Linked DNA regions of Homo sapiens: regions 2 and 3 are each linked to region 1. The links are chromatin loops, found by intact Hi-C in ENCODE. Cell type or tissue: heart left ventricle. All regions are shown on one strand.

Region 1 (8,000 bases):
AAATGCTTCAATAGAAGGATTGGAAGATAAAGTTTAGGAAATGATCTAGAAAGTAGAATTAAAGAAAAATAGATGTAAAATAGAAAAGAGAGGATTAGAGGACAAAACCAAGAGTTTCAAAACTTGAGTACAGTTTGCAGAAAAAAGAGGAAAGAAGCAGAAGGAAGGGCATTAAAGAAATAAATGGAGAAAAAAATGTTATCACTAAGAAACATGAGATTCTCTATTGAAATTTCCCATCAAATTCTCAGTAGGATGGATGAAAGTAAAACCATAGTTAGACACATCATTGCAAAATTTCAGATCACAGGAGACAAAAAGAAGATCTAAACACTTTCAGAGAGGAAAAAAAAACAGATTTTATACAAAGGGTCAAAAATCAGAATATTATCAGAACTTTCCACAGTAATATTATAGGCTAGAAAACAATGAAGAATACAGTCAAAATGTTGAGGAGAAATGACTGCAACCTAGAAGCAACTAAATGTGAAGAAGAATAAAGATATTTTTATGCACGGAAGTTTTCAATAAATTTCCCTCCAATGCTCCCTTTCCTCAAAATTGTTGAGGAATATGCCATGCCATGCCATATATGGGAGTAAACCTAGAAGGATGAAGACATGACCCCAGCAAAACAAAGGATGCAATAGAAAAGGAAGCAGAGGGAATAGAACCTTTCTGATGGGGATAAAGGGAATTTCCCAGACAGCAGTTACAGGGCAGATCCAGGCTGGATCTTCAGAAGAGATTGCTCAGAAAAAGAAAAACAATGCATCTGAGTGTTATTTAGAAGAGGTTTACTTACTGGAGAAGGAGAGTTTGGGGATGAATTTTGATTAGAACACATATATTCAAGCAAGTAAAAAGAAAATACAACATCTAACAGAAACAAAAAGCTGTACAGAAAAGAAAAAAACAGAGCATACAACCTAGCTCAGCTATTAATAGAATATAAACAATCTCAATAATGTGAAATGATTTTGATATAACCAAACTAATAACAATGTAACTATATTGAGAAGGTGGAGACTAGAGAGTGTTTTGGTGGGGGGAGTGGATGGCAAAAGAGATCTAAATCAAACTTGTTCAACCCTCTGCCCACAGGTTGCATGCTGCCAAGGACGGCTTTGAATGTAGCCCAACGTAAATTCATAAACTTTCTTAAAATATTGTGAGTTTATTTTGTGATTTTTTTTTTTTTAGCTCATCAGCTATCGTTAGTGTTAGTGTATCTTATGTATGGCCCAAGACAATTCTTCTTATTCCAGTGTGGCCCAGGGAAGCCAAAAGATTGGACACCCCTGATAAATCTTCATTCTTTGCTTTTGTAAATCAATAAAAGTGAGAAACCAAGAAGTAGTATTATAATCATGTTATTTAGAAATAAGTGAAAAATACCAAAAGAACCAGCTAAATCAGTTCAAAATACTTGTCTCTGAGAATCAGGGAATCACAGAGTTATTTGACTCTTAAAATCATATTCACATGACTTTCATTAAACATAAATAAATGGTGCACGCACCTGTGTGTGTTGTGTAAATTGAAGGAAACATTCAGGATATCCTAAAATTAGAAGTCGCTTTGATTTATTTGCTTGAACTTGGAGGCTCAGTGCTCTCCACTCTTATGTGGTATTAGTCAGCTGCTTCAGGTCTTTGAGATGCCTATGAGACATCAATTTGGGATGTTAAGTGAGTCACTGGGTATACCAACCCATTGTTCAAGGGAACTTCTGGGCTGGAGATACATTCCTGGGGTCACCAGCATAGGGATGGTGCTTAAAGCCATAGGACCAGAGGAGATAACCTAGCAGGGACTGGTGGAAAAGTGAGGAGATCCTTGGTGTACCCCACCATTTACAGAAAGGGAGAGGAGCGGAGGAGGATCCGGTAAAGAGGTGTGAGAATGAACACCCTTGTGAGGTAGAAGGAAAACCAGGAGAATGTTATGTCCTAGAAGCTCAGAGAAACATTTCAAGAAGGTTTTCAAAGACAGCAACTGGGTTAAATACGGCTGAGAGTCAGGGAAGATGAGGCCCCTGACTTGACTATTTGAGTTTGAAACATGAAGATCATTGATGTACTGATATAATAGGACCTCAGAGTAAGAAATTCCAGTGTCAGGAAGTTTCACCTAGAACTCATGTTTAGACTTTGCATAGCCCTCTATTGAATAAGCTCTTCCAGATCTGTAAAGAATTATTTTAGAAAGATTAATTTTCTCCATTTCTCTTACGCTTCCAGAACAAATGAAGGGGCTGACAGAGGGTCACTCTGTAGTTCAGTGTTTATCAGACTAATGCAAATGTTGGTAAAAGTCCCATTCTGTTTCTTTCCAAGTGGTTCTTTTTTTTTAAATTATACTTTAAGTTCTAGGGTACATGTGCACGACGTGCAGGTTTGTTACATATGTATACATGTGCCATGTTGGTTTGCTTCACCCATCAACCCTTCATCCACATTAGGTATTTCTCCTAATGCTATCCCTCCCACAACCCCCCACCCCCCGACAGGCCCCAGTGTGTGATGTTCCCGCCCTATGTCCCAGTTCTCATTGTTCAATTCCCACCTACGAGTGAGAACATGCAGTGTTTGGTTTTCTGTCCTTGTGATAGTTTGCTGAGAATGATGGTTTCCAGCTTCATCCACGTCCCTGCAAAGGACATGAATTCATCCTTTTTTGTGGCTGCATAGTATTCCATGGTGTATATGTGCCACATTGTCTTAATCCAGTCTATCATTGATAGACATTTGGGTTCATTCCAAGTCTTTGCTATTGCGAATAGTGCCGCAATAAACATAAGCGTGCTTGTGTCTTTATAGTAGCATGATTTATAAACCTTTGGGTATATACTCAGTAATGGGATCGCTGGGTCAAATGGTATTTCTAGTTCTAGATCCTTGAGGAATCGCCACACTCTCTTCCATAATGGTTGAACTAATTTACACTCCCACCAACAGTATAAAAGCATTCCTATTTCTCCACATCCTCTCCAGCATCTGTTGTTTCCTGACTTTTTAATAATTGCCATTCTAACTGGCGTGAGATGGTATCTCATTGTGGTTTTGATTTGCATTTCTCTGATGACCAATGATGATGATTTCATGTGTCTGTTGGCTGCATAAATGTCTTCCTTTGAGAAGTGTCTGTTCATATCCTTTGCCCACTTACGGATGAGGTTGTTTGGTTTTTTCTTGTAAATTTGTTTGAGTTATTTGTAGATTCTGGATATTAGCCCTTTGTCTGATGGGTAGATTGCAAAAATTTTCTCCCATTCTGCCTGTTCACTCTGATGGTAGTTTCTTTTGCTGTGCAGAAGCTCTTTAGTTTAATTAGATCCCATTTGTGTATTTTGGCTTTTGTTGCCATTGCTTTTGGTGTTTTAGTCATGAAGTCCTTGCCCATGTCTATGTCCTGAGTGGTATTGCCTAGGTTTTCTTCTAGGGTTTTTATGGTTTTAGGTCTAACATTTAAGTCTTTAATCCATCTTGAATTAATTTTTGTATAAGGTGTAAGGAAGGGATCCAGTTTCAACTTTCCACATATGGCTAGCCAGTTTTCCCAGCACCATTTATTAAATAGGGAATCCTTTCTCCATTGCTTGTTTTTGTCAGGTTTGTCAAAGATCAGATGGTTGTAGATGTGTGGTGTTATTTCTGAGGGCTCTGTTCTGTTCCATTGGTCTATATATCTGTTTTGGTACCAGTACCATGCTGTTTTGGTTACTGTAGCCTTGTAGTACAGTTTGAAGTCAGGTAGCATGATTCCTCCAGCTTTGTTCTTTTTGTTTAGGATTGTCTCGGCAATGTGGGCTCATTTTGGTTCCACATGAACTTTAAAGAAGTTTTTTCCAATTCTGTGAAGAAAGTCATTGGTAGCTTGATGGGGATGGCATTGAATCTATAAATTACCTTGGGCAGTATGGCCATTTTCACGATATTCATTCTTCCTATCCATTAGCATGGAATGCTCTTCCAGTTGTTTGTGTCCTCTTTTATTTCATTGAGCAGTGGTTTGTAGTTCTCCTTGAAGAGGTCCTTCACGTCCCTTGTAAGTTGGATTCCTAGGTATTTTATTCTCTTTGCAGCAATTGTGAATGGGAGTTCACTCGTGATTTGGCTCTCTGTTTTCTGTTAATGGTGTATAGGAATGCTTGTGATTTTTGCACATTGATTTTGTATCCTGAGATTTTGCTGAAGTTGCTTATCAGCTTAAGGAGATTTTTGGCTGAGACGATGGGGTTTTCTAAATATACAATCATGTCATCTGCAAACAGGGACAATTTGACTTCCTCTTTTCCTAATTGAATACATTTTACTTTTTTCTCTTGCCTGATTGCCCTGGCCAGAATTTCCAATACTACGTTGAATAGGAGGGGTGAGAGAGGGCATCCTTGTCTTGTGCCGGTTTTCAAAGGGAATGCTTCCAGTTTTTGCCCATTCAGTATGATATTGGCTGTGGGTTTGTCATAAATAGCTCTTATTATTTTGAGATACATTCTGTCAATACCTAGCCATCTTGCGACAACCTCAAGTGGTTCTTCTGTGGAAAGACAATCTGCATTTTATAAGAAGGCAGTAGGCCTATACTGTACTTACCCTTATCAAACTTCAGGGGGCAGTCCAGACCAAGAAATAAATCCTGGACAACTTCCTTAAACCTTAAATACACCTGAAATTCACTCTTGAATTTGAGGGTGCAAAAGGCGTTTTAATCTCACCACTCTAATTAAGGGCAATCTGCATTGTTGCTGCTTTGGTTTGTATAATAAAGGAGATTAGGGATCTGTAACTGTAATAGCTCTGTTTCCTGATGGCAAACAATGCCTCTGTTTCCTGGATTTATGCCCAAGTGTGCTGGTAAACACTGAAGACTGCTTTAAGCAAAGCGGGAAGTAGCCATGGGTGTCACGGAATTTTTATCTGCTAGAAAAACAGTGTTTTTGTTTATTATTATTATTATTTGAGTCGTATCAATGGGTTATACCTTGGATACCTTGGGCAAAACAGAGTTAATTCAAATATGTGGTTTGAAAAATAGATTAGAAATATTCTGTGCTTTTTGGATTCATTTCTTACTTTGGGAAGGAATAGTCTGGAAAATTTTATATAGGTTTGTCAGCCTAGAGCCCCACTTCCGTGGATGAATTACATAAAACTGTTTACAGATTCCACTTTGTACCCAAGGTCTTAGGGTGGAGGGAACAAAATAAAACAAACAAACATAAAACAGTGACTTGAATGCAGTACAGAGATTTGCGAGGTCCCCAGGGATTGGCCTGGAACGCTCAGGGCTGCTTTGCAGTTAACTCCTCAGCCTTCACCACTGTGGCGTGGGCTCACCTTAGCAAGCTCCCCTCCCTTGTTCGGAAAGCCTCCCCACTGACCTCACCTCAGGAAGCAGCAACAGATTATATTTTATCCATAGATGTGTATCCCTTTTGGAGAGAAATTGTACACTGGGGCTGTCTTTTAACAGAATAACATTCTTAACACCACGCCATGAGGTAATTTTTCCATATCCTTTATCTGAGAGTCTCCTGCTAACCTGGGCAAAGTGGAGGAGGGGTGAGACTGGAGAAAAGAACTAAAAGAGGTGATGGGGAAGAGTCCCCCTAGTTCACTGATTACCATGAATTCTCCCATAGGGGGTCCACATTTCACCTGGCTTGATCTTAACCAAATGTGCCCAGTTGTATTTCCTTGATTGGCTCCTGTGGGGGAATGGGGAGATTTTTCTGTGGGACAGGGAGTCTTTGGGAGACTTGGGGTCTAGCTTCTTCCTGTTGTCTCCTTGTATTTCAGTTTCCCATCTGTAAAACCACAGATCCACATTCATCTGATAAGCTTAAAGGTCTCTTCTATCTCTGACTTTCTATAATTCTGGGTCTCTTCATGAGTATCACGCTGGGAGAAGAGAAATTTATCACTGAAGAATAGCAGCCCAAATGGGTTTGGCAAGACTTTATCTTGCTGGGTAGAAATTGTAGATAAAACATTGCCAACAGCTACATTATGCCAACCAAATGGGAGGCAACGCCCCTTTGGAATTCTGACCTGATGTTCGAAACCAGAGCAAAGGAGTTCCTCAGTGTGATGTGCTGCCAAGGGACACATTGGATTTGTGGATAAGGTTTCCTAGTTCTTAGATCTCAGCCATATCCCTGAACACGGATGGGCAAGGCAGCTTTGAATTCCATGACAACATGCTGCTGGGCACTGCCAAGGATAATTCTTCACAGCATGAAAGCTTTGCCTGGCACTGGTGATAATGTGACTCTCTCTTCCTGAGGTAGTCTGGGCAGGAGAGCCAGCCCTATCTGTCTTCTACTTCACCACATTGTGGGAAATGTTATGCAGCCACCCCTTCCCCAACAACTAATTTAAAAAGGGTGAAATAAAAAAGTCACATTCGTGGAATCACTTCTATCATCTATGCTGATAATTGTTTACATATGAAAGTCTGCAACAATATGAATTTCTCATAGCCTGCTTTCTCTTAGACCAGAGAATGGTTCTCAGGAGTATCCCCAGCGGGCAGCATCAGTGTCACCTAGAACTTATTGGAAATGCCAATTCTTGGACTTCTCCCCAGACCTTCTGAATTAGAAACTCCAGAGCAGAGCCCCAGGGACCTGTTATTTTAGCAAGCTCTTTGGTGACTCTGGTGCACACTCAAATTTGGGAACCACTGAGATAGGGAATGTTAGAGACCAAGGGCTGGAGGTTAGGATCAGCAGAATTGTGAAGCTGGAGAGTAGGGGATGGGGGTGAGAACTTGTTTCCATTTTATTTTCTATTAGCAACACTTCTGTGAGCATCAGTAAGCAAGAAAGTCTTGGTAATGATGTGAGCAGAGAAGTGATTAATGCTGGGTGGTAGTATTCTGGAAAATGTAATAGAACTGTTAAAAAGAAAGAAATGGGTTTGAGGCCTGCTTCCAACACTTACTAACCATATTAACTTGGTTACATTACCAAAGTTTGGTTACTTCATCTGTAAAGTTATTGTTGAGAGTACATGAGAGAAGCCTGAAAGTTCTTAGGATTCCGGTATTTAGTAAGCATTCAACAAATGGTGGCTGTTATTTACATTAATGACACTAATGTTAATAATAAAACATGAATTCTATAGAACATCATTACTACTGAAAAGCAATGTGCATAGAGGAAAACACAGTCTTTGGGGACAATAGACAGAGTTCAAACCTCAATTCTGTTACTGACCACCTTGGACAGGCCATCTTATTCCTTTTTATTTGTAAAATGAGAAAGATGACATTTACCTTGCAGGGTTCTTTGGAAACCTAAATGGAGGTAAAGTTAAAGCAGCTTGTTTGGTGCCTGTAATATGATAGGCAATCAGTAATTTTCTTTTTACTTCCTCTTTTTCAGAAGAAAAAATAAGCCCAAATTTGTAAAAGTATGGTCAGTGGGCCATGAATGTTTCAGGCAAAACATTCCTTTAAGGGTATTTTATCCAGATGGCTTAGGCAATGCCTGCTCAATTTTACAGAAGAAGCATACAAAAGGCCAACAGGCATATGAAAAACTGTTCATTATCAGCAATCATTAGGAAAATGGCAATCAATACCACAATGAGATATCATTGGACCCTAGTTAAAATGGCTATTATTAAAAAGACAGCAAGTAACAAATACTGGTGAGGATGCTGAAAAAAGGGAATGTCAGTGCACTGTTGGTAGGAAGACAAATTAGTAGAGCCACTCTGGAAAACAGTATGGAAGTTCCTCAAAAAATTTCAAATAAATCTACTATATGATCCAGAAGAATGAAATTCTGCCATTTGCAGGGATATGGATGGAACTATAGAACATTATATCAAGCAAAACATGCCAGGCACAGAAAGAAAAAGATTGCATGTTCTCACTCATATATAAAAAAGTTAATCTCATGGAGGTGGAGAGGAATGATGGCTACCAGAGATTGGGAAGGGGGAAGACAGATGAAGAAAGGTTAGTTAATGTGCACAAAAATATAG
Region 2 (8,000 bases), 570 kb after region 1:
TGATAATCAGATCACAATAAAAACAATGAGATAATAAGGTACCCATAATTAAATTACAAAATGTATAAGGAAACAGGTTAATGATTTATACAAGTAGATTTAAAAAATGTCTATCGAAGGTGAAACCCTGAGTATTGACTTCAGAGAGGAAGGGTCAGTATTCTCGAGCTAATAAGTCCATATTATACCAAGGAAGAGGAAAGAGCTCACCAGAGTTGTGGATAAGAATCAACCTTCAAGAAGGAGGAGAAATAGCTTGGTCTCATCTTGTCTCTTTTCTGTTCTCTCTTGCTTTTTTCTTTGTTCTATCCTCTACAATATTGAAAAGTGTAAAATACAAACACTATAGGATTGGCCATCTAGAGTCCTGGGTTTTAGACTTGGTCTGGTCTGCTATAATCAACAGTGTGATCTTAGACAAGCCACTTGGCCTCCTGGGACCCCAGTCTCCTCATTTGGAAATAAGAAGGCAAATTATCTTAAGAGTCCTTTCTTAGGCTGATTCTTGGAATCACCTAAACAATCCACAAATACTAGGACTTCCTGGAATAAAATTAGGAATCCAGATGGTCTAATACTAATGCTTAGACCCACTCCTTCACCAAGGCACTAGATACCCCAAATGAAACACCTGGACCTCCCCAGGAACCAAGGTCCTCTGGATCCTCTGGCCTGACAGTCACAGGAGGATGGTCTGAGATAAGTCTGTCTGGTCCTAAAGTAATGCATACTTGACAAGAAGTTGGTTATCTTGACATAGCATTACTCCTTGTGAAAAATGCCCTTGAGAGCTTTGTTTATTCTCTTCACCTCCTCATCAGTAGTACTGTGCTAACATTTCTGTTATTCATCATGTTTTAAAATTAGCTTCTTAATCCTCTTAATATTTTCAACTTCTCTGCCTTGAGATAGGCACCCAGCCTGAACTTGGTTTTCTGCAGCCTTTGTACAGCATATAAATAACAAGAATGGATTGTTCCCATAGCCTTGGCTTCTTCACTAAATTAACTACATTTACTCATTACTCTTATTTTTGTTCTTGGTGGAATAGACCTAAATTTTCTCAACTAAATTTGGCTTTGAAATTCTATGGTATGTTCTTTATCTCCATTCACTTTGATGTTGGTAGCTTTTTAAATCTGTTTGGAACATGTCTTCCTTCGTTTTTAAAAGCATCCCTTTTCTATGAGGCTTTGGCTTATTTTCTTTTTCTTTTACTAGCTTCTCTTTCTTCTCTACTCCCTGTCTTAGTCCATTTGTGTTACTATAAAGGAATACCTGAGGTTGGATAATTGATAAAGAAAAGAGGTTTATTTGTTGTTCTGCAGGCTGTATAGGAAGCATGGTGCCAGCATCCACTTCTGGTGAGGGCTTCAGGCTGCTTCCACTCATGGCAGAAGAAGAAGGAATACAGGGATCACAAGGCTAGAAAGGAGGCCAGAGAGGGCTGGGCCGGGGAGGTGCCAGGCTCTTTTTTACAACCAGCTGGCAGGAGAACTCTCGCAGGAACTAACAGTGAGAACTCACTCATCCCCACCACCCAGGGAGGATATTAATCTATTAGTGAGGGATCCTCCCTCATGACCCCAACACCTCCCATTAAGCCCCACCTCCAACACTGGGGATCAGATTTCAAATGAGATTTGGAAGAGTCAAACAAACCAAACTGCAGCACTCCCTAAGGCATCTATTCTTATGGTCCTATACGTAGCTCACTTCTTATTTCTAAATAATTATTTTCCTTGGAAATTATATTTACTAACAGTTTTCTATCTCCTTTAAGCAGATGATGTTTATGTTTTGATATTTATTTATTTTTATCAGCTGGTTACTTTCATCATTCATTAGCCATTTATTGAGTACCTATTATGAATTATGTACTGTGCTGGTACTAAGGATATAAAGATCAGTGACTTTCTCTACTTTTAATGAGTTCTAATGGAGTCTCATTGAAGTGACAGACACAGAGTTAGATAATGCCAACCCAATATAACATGCTAAACTAGGATGTTAAACAAACTGCTTTTGGAACCTGGAGAAGTGAGTAAATGACCTCTGAGGACTATCAAGGAAAGACTTCCTGGAAGAAAGGACATTGGCAGTGGGTATTAAAAGTTGAGTAGGAGTTTGTGAGTTGCGACATCTCCCAACTTCCTTCTGCTCTGTTCACTCTGATGTTTCACTGTCATCTTAAATTTAACATGTCAAAAGTCAAATTCTTTATCTTTCACCCTAAATTACTTCACTCACTTGAGTTTCCTATTACATTATTCTCTGAATCATCCTTTTGGCGTTTTTGTCTCTTTCCTCTCTGTTGTCCTGCTGTCAGCCACAAAGTCATCTGCGTGCTTTCTTCATTTTTTCATTCAGTTGTTCCCACTGCCCCAGACACTTCATACTCTGCCACCTCCTGTCTGGGTTATTACAGTGGACTCCAGCTGATTAATCTGCCTAAGTTTACTTTCCCCATTTAATCTGTTTTGTACATCATTGCCCATTGCTCTTTTTTTGGATATCAGTTTGATTCTGTCACTCATCTATTTAGAAATAATGGCAAACTGGCACTTGCTCAATGCTGGGATGGTTTGTGAAGTAATTTTAAAAAATGTTATCTCATTTCATTATCAAAACAACTTTGTGAAATAAATACTGGAACTTACTGAATATCCTCTAAATTTAGAATTCAGTAGTCTATGAGCTCCTGTAACCAGGGATGACATCATGTTCATCTCAGCCTCCTTAGTGCCTAGCACAGTGCTGATTCATAAATGATGTTAAAAACACATTATGGATTCACTCCTGCCTAGTGTCTGTGCATCTTTATGTGCCCAGTTAAAAATAGTTGATCAGGCTGGGTGCAGTGGCTCATGTCTGTAATCCCAGCTGTTTGGGGGGCCGAGGAGGGCAGATTACCTGAGGTCAAGAGTTCGAGACCAGCCTGGCCAACATGATAAAACCCCATCTCTACTAAAAGTACAAAAAAAAGTAGCCGGGCCTGATGGTGGGTACCTGTAATCCCAGCTACTTGGGAGGCTGAGGCAGGAGAATCACTTGAACCCAGGAGGGGAGGTTGCAGTGAGCCGAGATTGCACCATTGCACTCCAGCCTGGGAGACAGAGTGAGACACCATCTCAAAAAAAAAAAAAAAAAAGTTAATCAGAAGACATTGAAATGACATTATAAAAAATAACAGGACAGTTTTGCCAATATTTCCAGTGCTGATTCCACACCCTGCTCAGCAGTCAGAGAATCACTTCTTCATGCTGTGATTACTGCTGTTGCTGAACCGCTCTTGAGCCTGAAGATTCCTGATGGATTCTTAACAGTCAGTGCTATATAGATACAGAACCACTCCTTGCAAATAGCTCCCCTTAATGATGCAACCAAGACTCTTGCACACGGTAGTCTGTATTATTCTTAAAATCAGACTCAATTTAATTGTCTTGCATGGATTTTAGTGATACGATGATAACTAAAACATTTGTTTAAATGCTCTAGTCTTTCAGGTTTTGTTTTTTTTTTTAATGTGAGGGTTGTATGGCTTATAATCTGTACTCTGTTTATCTGCCTGTCTTAACTCCTAACTTCATAGGAAAACTGGTTGTAGAAGGGATAATATTAAATATACTTAAAAATATTAATGAAGTAAAATAATTTAAGTCTTGTCTGCGAGAATTTGAAATTTTAAATCTGACAACACAGTGAAAAGGATCTGTCTACTCTTGTCTGGCATGAACCAATTTGGGTAAAAAGACTACATGACTTTTTTGGTTGTTAATGTTTTTATGAAATCATAGAATATAATCTATACTGAATTTTGAAAGGCAGTTTGCCAACACGAAGAATAAATGAACCAGCAAACTATTTAGAAATGTGCTTGACTTATTTATGTTCTTTCTCAGCCAAAATGGTTTGAAGACGTGAGGCTTTCTTTCCAAGAGTCCCTGCTGCCATCTGCTGGTCTTCATTATTCAGCAGCCAACTTCTAAATGGAGTCTGGATGACATGGTTCCATGAGATATGATTTTCAGGGGAAAAATATTTTGTAATTTTATTATATTTTAAAAATAGAAGTAATACTAAATTGAGATTAAATAAACAAATAATCTGCTTAGAACAATTTATTTTTATAAAATCTTGGGCAAAAATTTAAAACAGGGTCCCAGGGAAAGTCATCTTTCTCATATTAACATGTACCTTCCGTGGATGAAATCAGGTGGTTTGAAGCTGTGATAGATTGGTTTTGAAGTGAAGCAAGCTCCAAACTCCGGTACTCTGTGTGTGGATGAGGAAGAAGTTGGAATATTGGGAGAAGAGCATACTAGGCCTTCTAAACCGGTGGTTCTCAAGCTCTAGCAGAATCAGAATCACTTGGAAGGCCTGTTTGAAAAAAGGTTGTTGGGCCTTATCTAGTGGTATACTATTAAATGCTTTACAACTGGCTTATTGGTTAAAAGGCCCTGATGTGTAGCATTTGCTGACTTCCATGGTGTAAATGCTCCCGCTGTGGCTGGTTTCAAACTTTCCACATGGCATCACTAAATGTAGGGTTGAGAAGAGATGTACTGTAGCTCACTATTACGTCGTATTTTCACCATATGCCTACAATATATGCACACGGCCTGAAGAGCACAGATTGTAGCCAAATTATGTTATTTTCTTTTTTCTTTTGGGCTTTTTTTTGCTATCTCGGCTCACTGCAGCCTCCGCTTCCCAAGTAGCTAGGACTACAGGTGTGTGCCGCCACGCCCAGCTAATTTTTATATTTTTAGTAGAGACGGGGTTTCACCATGTTGGCCAGGATGGTCTTGATCTCCTGACCTTGTGATCTGCCCACCTCGGCTTCCCAAAGTGCTGGGATTACAGTCATGAGCCACTGTGCCCGGCCAATCACATTATTTTCTAAAGAAGCATTGAATTTTGAGTATTTATTATTTCTGTCTTAATCCATTTACCTGCAACTGTATATATATATATATATATATATATATATATATATACACACACACATATTTTAGAGATGATTATATTTAACAATCAGCCGATAAAATTCCTGGAAATTTAAGCCACTCCCCCAGAGTGGATGGGAGCTGGCTCCTAGCACATGACTAGTTCCACCTGTAGAGTGTCTGGTGTGGGTCAGTGGGTCTGGGGACACTGAGACTGGTCAGACGAGAATGACAAAAAGATCCACGTAGTCATTAAAGGGTGGTTACAAGGCACTGATTGTAAGGAGGGGTGGGATATGAAATCCAAATTTTGTAAGGAATTGAGGACGTGGAGCAAGTTACTTTGATTCTGGATGGCGAAAAAGTGGCAGCTTTAATGATTAGAGGGCTGAATGAAGTGGAAGAATTTTTGGAAGGGTCAGAGAGGAATATTTGAAGTGTTTATTATTTCCGTTTTAATTGATTAACTTGCACATTTATATAACTTAGTTTTTAGTGATGGCTTTAGAGTTTTAAAGTGTTTGCTTTAAAAATTCAGGTTGTTTGTCTCTGACCTTATAATGGACGTTAGATACCTAAAGTATAAGATATTTTGTTAAGATAATGTTATATTACTATATTATCATAATTTTCCTTTCTTGAAGTTTAAATAAGGATAGTGATAATAATCTCATATATGATTAATGTCAAATGATGTACAAAACAAAGGTGGGATTTGTGAGAGAACATTGGCATTTGCACCAGACAGCTGGATTCAAGTTTCAGATTATTCATTTAATAGCTGTGTGACTCTTATCACAGTAAAAATAAATAAACAAATCTAAGCCTCAGTTTTCTCATCAGTGAAATAGATCTAATAGCTTCTGCAATTAAGTATTGCAAAAATTAATTGTGTGTGTAAATTACCTGGCACAGTGCCTGGCTCTTAGGAAATGGCAGCTTTATTTTTATTGTAGTAGCATTAGACCTGTCACACAAATACTTAAGACAGCGTTTTAGTTCGTTTCTCTGAAATACACTACCCCCAAATGAAATTGAATATGTTGGATTATGTCGATAAGATTATATATAAGGAATTAGAGAAAACTGGAACATCAGTGTTTTACCCCAGCTCCTGTATTGTTTGGGGAACAGACTTCAGAAAATGGCCAGAGGAGTAATGGCAACTGAATGATAGAGGGATTCTTTCCCTGCAGTTCTTGGTTATCATAAATGAAGAGTGTCCTGCTTTTTATCCAAATTGATATGTCCCTTTCTTGGTTTTTTAAAACTAAATTTTAATCTGAGTTCATTATCATAATCTTTCTTCATCAATTTGTTTCTCTTTATTGACTTTTTAATCAGGAGGCTTAGAAACAAATTATAGCTCTTAAAGAATAAATCTTACGTGAGAGCTCTTTGAGGTAAGATATGCACATCCAAACAACAGTGAGATATCATTTTTATCTCTCAAATATGTGAAGTGAATGAAGCTAACACTCAGTAGGGGAGAACATGTAGTGAATCCTTCATGAAGGATTGTAAATTGGTACCTTTCTGAAAAGCTGTTGGACAATACAGCAAGAGTCATAAAAATGCCCATGAATTTTGACATAGCATTTTCCATCTATGACACATGTATTCTCCATCTATGCATTTACTTGAAGGAAATAGTAAAGCAATATTGGACAAAGATTTAGGAACAAACATATTCATCACAGTGAAAATAGCAAAATAAGTATGGAAGAAATAAAGTCTAGCAATATGAGAATGGTTTAAAATGATGGCACATTTATGCAATGGTAAATGCTGTAAGATTGAATTTTTTGGACAAAAATTATAAAACTGAATGTTTTTTATAATCTCAGTTCTATAATAAGCACAGAAAAAATTTTGGAATATCTATCAAAACATTAACCATTGTTATCAGTATGGTAGAAAATCAGAGCAGGACACGGTGGCTCATGCCTGTAATCCCAGCCCTTTGGGAGGCCAAGGTGGGCGGATCGCTTGAGCCCAGGAGTTCGAGACCAGCCTGGGCAACATGATGAAACCCCATCTCTACAAAAAATAAAAACATTAGCTGGGGATGGTGGTACATGTCTGTAGTCCCAAGTCCTAGCCACTCGGAAGGCTGAGGTGGGAGGATTGCTTGAGCCTGGGAGGTTGAGGGAGCAGTGAGCCATGATTGTGCCACTATACTCCAGCATGGGTGACAGAGCGAGACACTATCTGAAAAAAAGAAAAGAAAGAAAAAGGCAATCAGACAACTTTCATTTTGTTCTTATTTAAAAAGCTATCTATTTTCCAATATTCTACAATAACAATGTTTATTTTTATATTAAAAATGAAACTTTAAAGGATGTTAAACTTATTGAGGAAGAAGGTACCATACTAGATCCTTCCACTTTTGACCCTCTTACTCTTTGCTTACAATAATTGAATTTCTGCCATTCCTTCATTATTGGAATTGCTTGCTTAGAGGTGATTGGTGCCTTAAGTGGTCAACTGCAAAGACCTCTTCTTAGCCCTTAGCTCACTTAATTTTTTACAAAATCTTACTTAATCGATTTATTCTTTATTCATATTAAATAACAGCTTTATTGAGAGATAATTCATATACAGTTATCCCTCAGTATCCATGGGTTCTGAATCCATAGATTGAATCAATTGTGATTTGAAAGTATTAAAAAATACTGTGTCTGTACTGAACATATGCAGACATTTTTCTTGTCGGTTATTACCTAAACAATACAGCATAACAACAATTTACATAGCATTTACATTGTACTAAGTATTATAAGTAATCTACAGTTGATTTAAATGATCCAAGAGTTTGTTAGTAGTTATATGCAAATATTACATCATTTTATATCACAGACTCAAGTATCCATGGATTTTAGTATTCATAGGAGATCCTGGAACAAATCTCTCACAGATATTGAGGAACGAGTGTATATGAAATTCATTATTTTGAAATGTACAATCATTGTTTTGTCCTTCACATGCTCATCTTTTTGAACTTCTATGACTGGGCATCACCCTAGTTTATTTATTAATTTTTTTTTAAAA
Region 3 (8,000 bases), 290 kb after region 1:
AGAAATCAATGTATTTAACCATCCCCATGAAATGAACAATTATATGATTGACAAAATCATTTCTTCTAACACCACGAAATAGCTATAAATTTATATCATGCTTTTTCAAATAGGACTCTATTGATAGGGAAAAAATAGCAGTAATTGGACATTCTTTTGGTGGAGCAACGGTTATTCAGACTCTTAGTGAAGATCAGAGATTCAGGTAAGAAAATAAGATAGTAAAGCAAGAGAATAGTAAATTATTGGAAGAAATTATATTGTGAGATATAATTTTTTATTCAAATTCTTAGTGAAGAAGGGATCTCTTGGAGTTTATAAGGCTATTCTTTTGCCCCCATAAAATACTCTATATACATTTTCCTAGGCTAAAACATCTACCTCTCCTGCTATTAAAATCTCCCCCTACTCCCATAAGTTTTCCCTCATTATTCTTGTTTACCCAAGGGGTTAACACTTTTCACTGAAAAATTTATCTTTATATAATTTTTTGTGACATAATGATTGTGATAATAATATTGTCATCTTAACAGTATTGCCAGACTTCTCCAGTGGGCAGGACATTTTTTAATTAGGTTTTTCCCCCTTCCACCTTTAAGATGGAGCTGGATCTAAAATTACAATTATTTGGGTAAGAGTTGGGACAAGACCCCAGTTTTCTAGCTTGCAGGAACATTTTCTTTCTTAAACCTTCATTCCAGACTGATGAGATCACATAGAACCAACCGTACAGAGAGTGGGCAGGATCATTTTTGAAACTTCACCTCAAATTTCTTAAAAGTCCATTTCAGTGTAAGAATTCTCTTCTTTGATCCATTTACCAAAAGATCAGGAAACATAGGATAAACTTACTTTTAAAAAGGAAGTTAGTTTCATCTTCAAATGATATGCTCCATATGTTTTTCTTCAACCCTCAGACAGTTTTTCAGCTGAAGTGCCTCTAAATATAAAGTAATGGGCCCAATTGTTACTCTAATAAAGCTATAATAAATACACTACAAGGTGCATAAAAGCTCTGAAAACAAAGGTGTATTTATTATACTTTTTCAGATACTCCACAGTGTTGAAGAAATTATTATGTATTCTAAAATTTATTTTGAATAAAAAGTTTTAAGGATATATCACTCAAATGGTTGCAATTCCTAAAGGCATATAAAGAAAATGATTATATAAAATTCCAGGTCTGCTACTTTACAAAGTTAATCATATCCCTTTCCCACATTGAAGTATGATACCTCTTTATTCCAATGAGATAACCCATAATAAACTGGTATGGTGCGTGTCCACCAATCCTAGCATTATTAGGATGTCCTCAATGTTGGCTAGTATGTAACCAGTTTAATTTCATCATTGTCAACAAATATCTACAGATGTGGTATTGCCCTGGATGCATGGATGTTTCCACTGGGTGATGAAGTATATTCCAGAATTCCTCAGCCCCTCTTTTTTATCAACTCTGAATATTTCCAATATCCTGCTAATATCATAAAAATGAAAAAATGCTACTCACCTGATAAAGAAAGAAAGATGATTACAATCAGGTAAGTATTAGTGACTTATTTCATTATGTGAAACAAACTTGAAGCTTGGGTAAATATCAATCGATATCATTTGGTAACTATTAAAGAATTGCTGAATTGGTTGTTTAGACTTTCAATAAGGAGAGAATTAGATAATCTCAGTTTCTAAGTACATTTAGTCTTACTCTTTTTAAAATGGGAATGTTAACGTATATAGTATATATACTGGTTATATTAGTCTGTTCTTGCATTGCTATATGGAAATACCTGAGACTGGGTAATTTATAAAGAAAAGAGGTTTCATTGGCTCACAGTTCTGCAGCCTGTACAGGAAGCATGATGCTGGCATCTGCTCGGCTTCTGGGGAGGCCTCAGGAAACTTACAATTATGGTGGAAGGCAACCGGGGCATGAGCACTTCACATGGCCAGAGCCGGAGGAAGAGAGGGATGGGTGAAGGTACTACACACTTTTAAATAACCAGGTCTCACAAGAATTCACTGTCACAATGACAGCACCAAGGGGGATGGTGTGAAACCATGAGAAACTGCTCCCATGATCCAATCACCTCCCACCAGTCCCTGCCTCTGACACTGGGGATTCCAATTTGACATGTGATTTGGTGGGGACACAGATCCAAACTATATCACTGGTAATTAAAATTAGCATTATACTACATGCTACTTCAATCTAAACACCAGAATATGCCTACAGATTTTTGGGGGTAGAGCTAGGGGGAAGTATTCCATCATTAGGCTGGGGTAGGAACTCTTTAAAGAAAAAGTCAGATTATCGACTGAGACCTGCAATATACTAACCTGTTGAGAAAGAATATGAGTTTATAAATTCCCCAAAGCTATAATGGGGTACCATGACGTGTTGGCAATTCTTGTATCCTGGAGGTGAAAAAGAACTCCTGATAAGGTTTTGAACTCTCGATGAGATATTACAAAGCAAAGATGGACCTGAACTCACCCCTTTCCTATCTGAAATCTGGTTTATTTAGGAGAAGAGAAGAGGCAGGAAGGAAATATATGGAGTATAGGCAATAAACACTATGGGCTCAGAGAATAGAGGGGTCTCTTCCAACAGAAAAGGATTCATAGATGACACTAAAATTGGATTTTGTAAGATCAAGAGAGTTTAGATAGTAAGGAAGGGTTTAGGTATTTCAGGCAAGGACTTCATTTAGCTTATGTGTATGTGCAACTCTTTCTAATTCTAAAACGGAAATAATACAGAACACCTAACCTTCCCTCAACCCTATTTCCTTACTAAGCTCTCACCTTTGCTTTTGTCCCTTCTCTGCTAGAAACCTTCAAAGAATAGCCAATATTAGTCATTGCATGTGCTTACTTCTATTCACTCTTTGACTCTTGTGGTCTAGCTTCCTGGGCCCCCACGGGCATGCCAAAACAAAGACACTAAAGGCCTGCTGCCTGCCACACCAGCAGCCTCTTCAGAGTCTCAACCTTGCTCTCTGCATCTGTTCAACATTGCTGACCACCCCTCTTCCTGCTCCCTTGGCTACTATGACCCACCTCTTTGCTGCTTCTCCTGTCATTTATACCACTCCTTCCATTTCTTCTCCTCTGGCAGTTCTCTACAGTCAGATCATCCAAGCTTCTGCTCGCAATTCTCTTGTATTCCTGCTGTTTATCTTCTTTATGTTTCTGACATTCAAGTTTCCTACTACAATGTGGGGAAGAGTGAGAGGGAGTTAAGTGGCCCTGTTTTGAGCTTAGATGACTAAAAGAATGATGGGTTGCTTATAAGAACCAGCAGAGTCAAGAGGCAGAGCAGCTTTGGGCAGGACTGGGAAGATGTCTTTTAACTTCACAATTTCTTAGCTTGAGAACTGAGGAATCTGTACACAGATGTCTGGCCACACATTGGATGATTACATAATTTACATGATAACACAGATGAAACATTTGAAGTAGAAGAGATTGCAAAGTGAGAAAAGAGTTGGTCTGCCAGTAGAATCCTAAGGAATGCCTACATTCAGCCAATGGGAAATGGGTGAAGAGCCAGTGAAGAACATAGAGTGGTTAGCGTCAGAAGGGAAGGTGCAATGTTAAGGAAACGTAAAGAAAAAAAGTGCAAGAAGGCCATCAAGTGTCAAATGTCCCAGTGGTGGTAGAAAACGAGGACTTAAAAAAGGCCATTCTATTTGACGTTAGGCTATTGATGAATTTACAGAGCAGTGCAAATGATATTTATAAAGTGCTTACAGTTTAATACTGGGAAAAGTGGTGTTTGAAATCTGTTTCCTCTAAGGCTTAAATCTAAAGTGATTTAAATTTAAAGTGACTAGCATCAAATACATACCACGTTCAGTGGTGAGGGCAGGTAGCAGGCTCTGGCTCTGAGTTCAGGGACCCTTCAATACAGAACACATTCCAGTATTCAAACTGGAAGTATTCCAATTCACTAAAAAGCAAGAATCATTTCTTCTAAAATCAAGATACCAAGCAAGAACAAGATTCTTTGAGTTGTATTTCTAGAGGGAAGAAGAATATACTCTGGGATCCCTAAACAAACAGCCTGTGACCCTTGAAACACATCTAAGTAGATCAAATTACAAGTTTTATTTCTTCTTTGGTTTTCAGTAAACAGACCAACAAGACCAGTACCTTTCTTACACTCTAACTAAAAAAATAATAATTTTATCAAACAATGTGACTTTTAAATGTCTTGTTCTCTTTTAGGGGTTCAGTCCACCAGAATTTTGCTGACTTCACTTTTGCAACTGGCAAAATAATTGGACACATGCTCAAATTAAAGGGAGACATAGATTCAAATGTAGCTATTGATCTTAGCAACAAAGCTTCATTAGCATTCTTACAAAAGCATTTAGGTAAGAAACTATTTTTTTCATGACCTAAACCAGATGAATCTCAGGACAAAGCTGTCTATCTTAATACAGCTTTAGTACTATTTAAACTATTTCCAGTTGGTTTACAATGGAACAAAGCAGTATATCAATTTGAAAACAGAAATTTGAGAAAGTCAATTTTGCTGCTTTACATCCTCTATATCATAGAAAGCAAATCCAACTGTTAAAGGTAATATTCTTTGTATGAAGCCTAGAGTGGACTTCCATGTTGAGGATACTGACAGCAGGTTGCCTCACTCCTATCCCGTTTGCATTCAGCTGCTAAAGCAGCCATGAGGCAGCTGATACAGAGCACATCGTCTCTACCATCCTAACGGAACTTGTGTAATTTGTAAATCTTTATTGCCACCTAGGGGCACCAAACTGTTTAATGCTCTCAAAAGTTTAATATGTTGATTAACACTTTATATTTTATAGGACTTCATAAAGATTTTGATCAGTGGGACTGCTTGATTGAAGGAGATGATGAGAATCTTATTCCAGGGACCAACATTAACACAACCAATCAACACATCATGTTACAGAACTCTTCAGGAATAGAGAAATACAATTAGGATTAAAATAGGTTTTTTAAAAGTCTTGTTTCAAAACTGTCTAAAATTATGTGTGTGTGTGTGTGTGTGTGTGTGTGTGTGAGAGAGAGAGAGAGAGAGAGAGAGAGAGAGAGAGAGAATTTTAATGTATTTTCCCAAAGGACTCATATTTTAAAATGTAGGCTATACTGTAATCGTGATTGAAGCTTGGACTAAGAATTTTTTCCCTTTAGATGTAAAGAAAGAATACAGTATACAATATTCATATCAGCCTAAATTTTAATTTTAAAGATGATTCCTTTTCAGTGTCGAAGTTAAAAACTGTTTTTACATTACTTTGACAGACAAGTAGATTAAAACAGGCAAAATCCCAGTGAAAACCTGTTGCAATGATACAAGACTCCCTAAACATAGAGTAAAAAACAATTTCTTGCCTTTTATTATCTACTATGGGCAGTGGAGTTTAATTATAGCAACATGATATTCTAGGTAGAATTTGGCAGCTCTTCTCTTTGACTTTTGGTCACGGTAAGAAAAATTAGAACAAGCAAAAGCCATTGTTTCAGCACAGGATTGGTGGTACTACACAATTTCAAATGATGACTAAAAGGAGTAGAGAAGGGTTAAGAATATTAGAGATGAGGCAAAGGCAGTGGATTAAATTGGTAATTTTTTGACACTTTCTTTAATTCTTTAAGGCATTCTACTTGCTAAAGAAAGGTTCCACAGGTATTACAGCATATAGCAGGGATTCCAGTTAGAATACATTAGTTACTCACACAAAGGCTGTGAAGGATAATAAAACATTCAGAATTACATTTAGCTTCTTCATATTCCAGTTAATTTTATTTAATGTTTTCAATTCTATATGTAGTAGTAAAACAGAATAACACGATTAAATGGAGGTAAAAATATAGCTTAAGAATTTATACTTATAAATATGGGAATCATGGAAAATGATTTTATTTCCCAGGGGACATAAAAATTTATACCACTCATTTGGTACCCTAGTCCTATCTTAGTGGTGTCAGGTGCAAAGTCACTCATTCTGAGAAATTTTACTTCTGTAGCCATTCAGATTAAATTTTTTAAAATAGGGAGTTAAACTCAGCTTGAAATTGAAGGCTTCCTATAATCTGATCCTAATGCATCTTCTCTGAGCTTTGCTTCTGGCAATTCACATTATATTATCTATATGAGTAAGCCAAACTTGTCTATTCATTATTCCAGGAATAAGTAATATACTCATCTACCTCAATTACTTTTAATGCAAACCTCTCTCCCTTCTACTTACGGAAATTATAATGGGTTTTTAAGGTTCATAATTCTATTTCCATTAGGCTTCAGAGTCTGATAATGCTTCACAGAGATACACCTTTACCCCAGTCTCATTTAGCAAACCTTTTCCCTATTCATTTTAGAAATAAGCATTCCAACTGTATGGATGTCCCATTCAACACTTTTTTGTTTGTTTGTTTTTTACAGTCTTTTGTTGGTGGCGCATGCTGATGCTGAAAGGAGAAAATAACTATTGAAAATATCTAATAAGTTAAGGTTAAAAAGAAATAACCTAACATAGTGCACACTGAGTATTTTTCAGGGTAAAGAAAGACACATTTATCAAATGCCTACTCCTTTTCAGGGACTTTATATCAATTATTTCTCATCTTAAAAAAACACTGCAAGAAAGGTTTTATTATCACCACTTTACAGATGAAGATCAAAGTTCAAAATATTACATAATTTGCCCATGTCACATATCTGTTAAGCAGCATATAGCTCAGATCTGTTTCTAAAAGCTAAGATCTATGCTTTGCAAAATCATGTTTAAAAAGTCATGGGCTTCAAAGTTAGGTAGGTCTGGGTTTGATCAAGCCTCTGAGACTCATCAGCTATCTGACCTTAGGCAAGTTATTTAACCTCTTTATGAAGCTTCAATTTTCTCACCTATAAAATATGGATAATATTGATATGCACTTCAAAGTTGATGAATAAAGTGAAAAAATGCATTTAAAGTATAAGCTAAGTGACTAATACATAAGAGCTAACATTTAATATTACTATGCTTTCCCCAATCCTCCATTACAGAGGAGAGATGGAACCAAGTATATTTAAGAGTTCTATTTCCTTTTTAATAAAATGAGACCATCATATTAAGGATAAACTTTATTTAAGGATAAACTTTATTCAAATCTTGTATTAGAATACTTCCAAATTCAAACAGAATGTTAGTCAAATGTTTAGACAAACAGGCAAAGATTCAAAGTCAAGACAAAAATTCTGAAGGAGATCCTGCTAAAAAGCTATCCTAAGTAGAATCAAATAATGTACTTGTCATGAGCCCTTATTTTTCTATTTTAATTTAAACACTGTATTTGAAAGGTACCAAAATAGTTTTTGAAATGTAATGTGTTAGTAAACTGTTTAGCAAAATAAATCCTCCCAACTAATTAGAAACGTAAGACAATAAAGACGAAAGATCCCAGATCTGTATATATAACAGGATCACTATAAACACACCCCACCATCAACCTGAGACCTAATTTGTTTTCCACCTATATAGAAGTTTTTGAAAATGACAACTTCTTGTGGTTACATGTTTTCAATTTTCTCAAATACTCTGTTGGTCTGCGTAAGATGCCACTTGTTCAAGGGCAGCTTCTGACTGATTGGCCACAGCTATAGATCCACGGTTAAATCTCCATCACCTCCAAACCCCTTTTCTGAAACAAAAAGAGAAAAACTTCAAACTGAGAAAGAAACATACAAACAAAAAAATTTATTTCCATGGGTGTTACCATGACAAATGTAATGTTCTCTAAAAGGGAGAGGGGACAGATGAGTATTCTAATTACTATAGGGCATTATTTCTATAGAAACAATGTTTTATTTTCTTATTAATATTTTGGTTCTCACACTGTACCATCAAATCAAGTTTCTCTAAAAATTATGAAATTGGCATATTTTATATTTTGCTAGAGAATGGTGTGAACAAGGCTGATAATCAATTAGTTCTTTTTCCTTTTTGATTAGTATATATTTTTCACAT

The links. Peaks named below come from ENCODE experiments on the same cell type or tissue, not always from the same donor. Only the 100,000 strongest peaks of a DNase experiment are listed, where the experiment ranks them.
Region 2: it touches region 1 in a loop (5-fold over the local background); 21 of 110 quality-filtered maps call a loop at or near these places.
Region 3: a loop joins it to region 1, with 5 times the contacts of the local background. A loop is called at or near these places in 9 of 110 quality-filtered maps.

The regions. Positions count from the first base shown.
Region 1 is chr6:46,987,727-46,995,726 of GRCh38, reverse strand. No RefSeq gene overlaps it. Among named protein-coding and RNA genes, the nearest start is that of ADGRF1, 51 kb to the left of the region's middle. In heart left ventricle, a CTCF peak has its summit at 4,606; no DNase peak of the experiment used is centred here; H3K27ac peaks cover 1,011 bases.
Region 2 is chr6:46,415,696-46,423,695 of GRCh38, reverse strand. The region is part of intron 2 of RCAN2 (regulator of calcineurin 2); the gene reads left to right. Among named protein-coding and RNA genes, the nearest start is that of RCAN2, 72 kb to the left of the region's middle. In heart left ventricle, a CTCF peak has its summit at 3,971 (motif pointing left); no DNase peak of the experiment used is centred here; H3K27ac peaks cover 3,403 bases.
Region 3 is chr6:46,701,532-46,709,531 of GRCh38, reverse strand. It overlaps TDRD6 (tudor domain containing 6), which reads right to left. Exons shown (of 4, transcript NM_001010870.3): 4 at 5,213-7,674. The coding sequence ends at 7,645. It overlaps PLA2G7 (phospholipase A2 group VII), which reads left to right. Exons shown (of 12, transcript NM_005084.4): 9 at 114-205; 10 at 1,371-1,541; 11 at 4,231-4,379; 12 at 4,836-5,331. The coding sequence ends at 4,972. Among named protein-coding and RNA genes, the nearest start is that of TDRD6-AS1, 17 kb to the right of the region's middle. In heart left ventricle, a CTCF peak has its summit at 4,758 (motif pointing left); no DNase peak of the experiment used is centred here.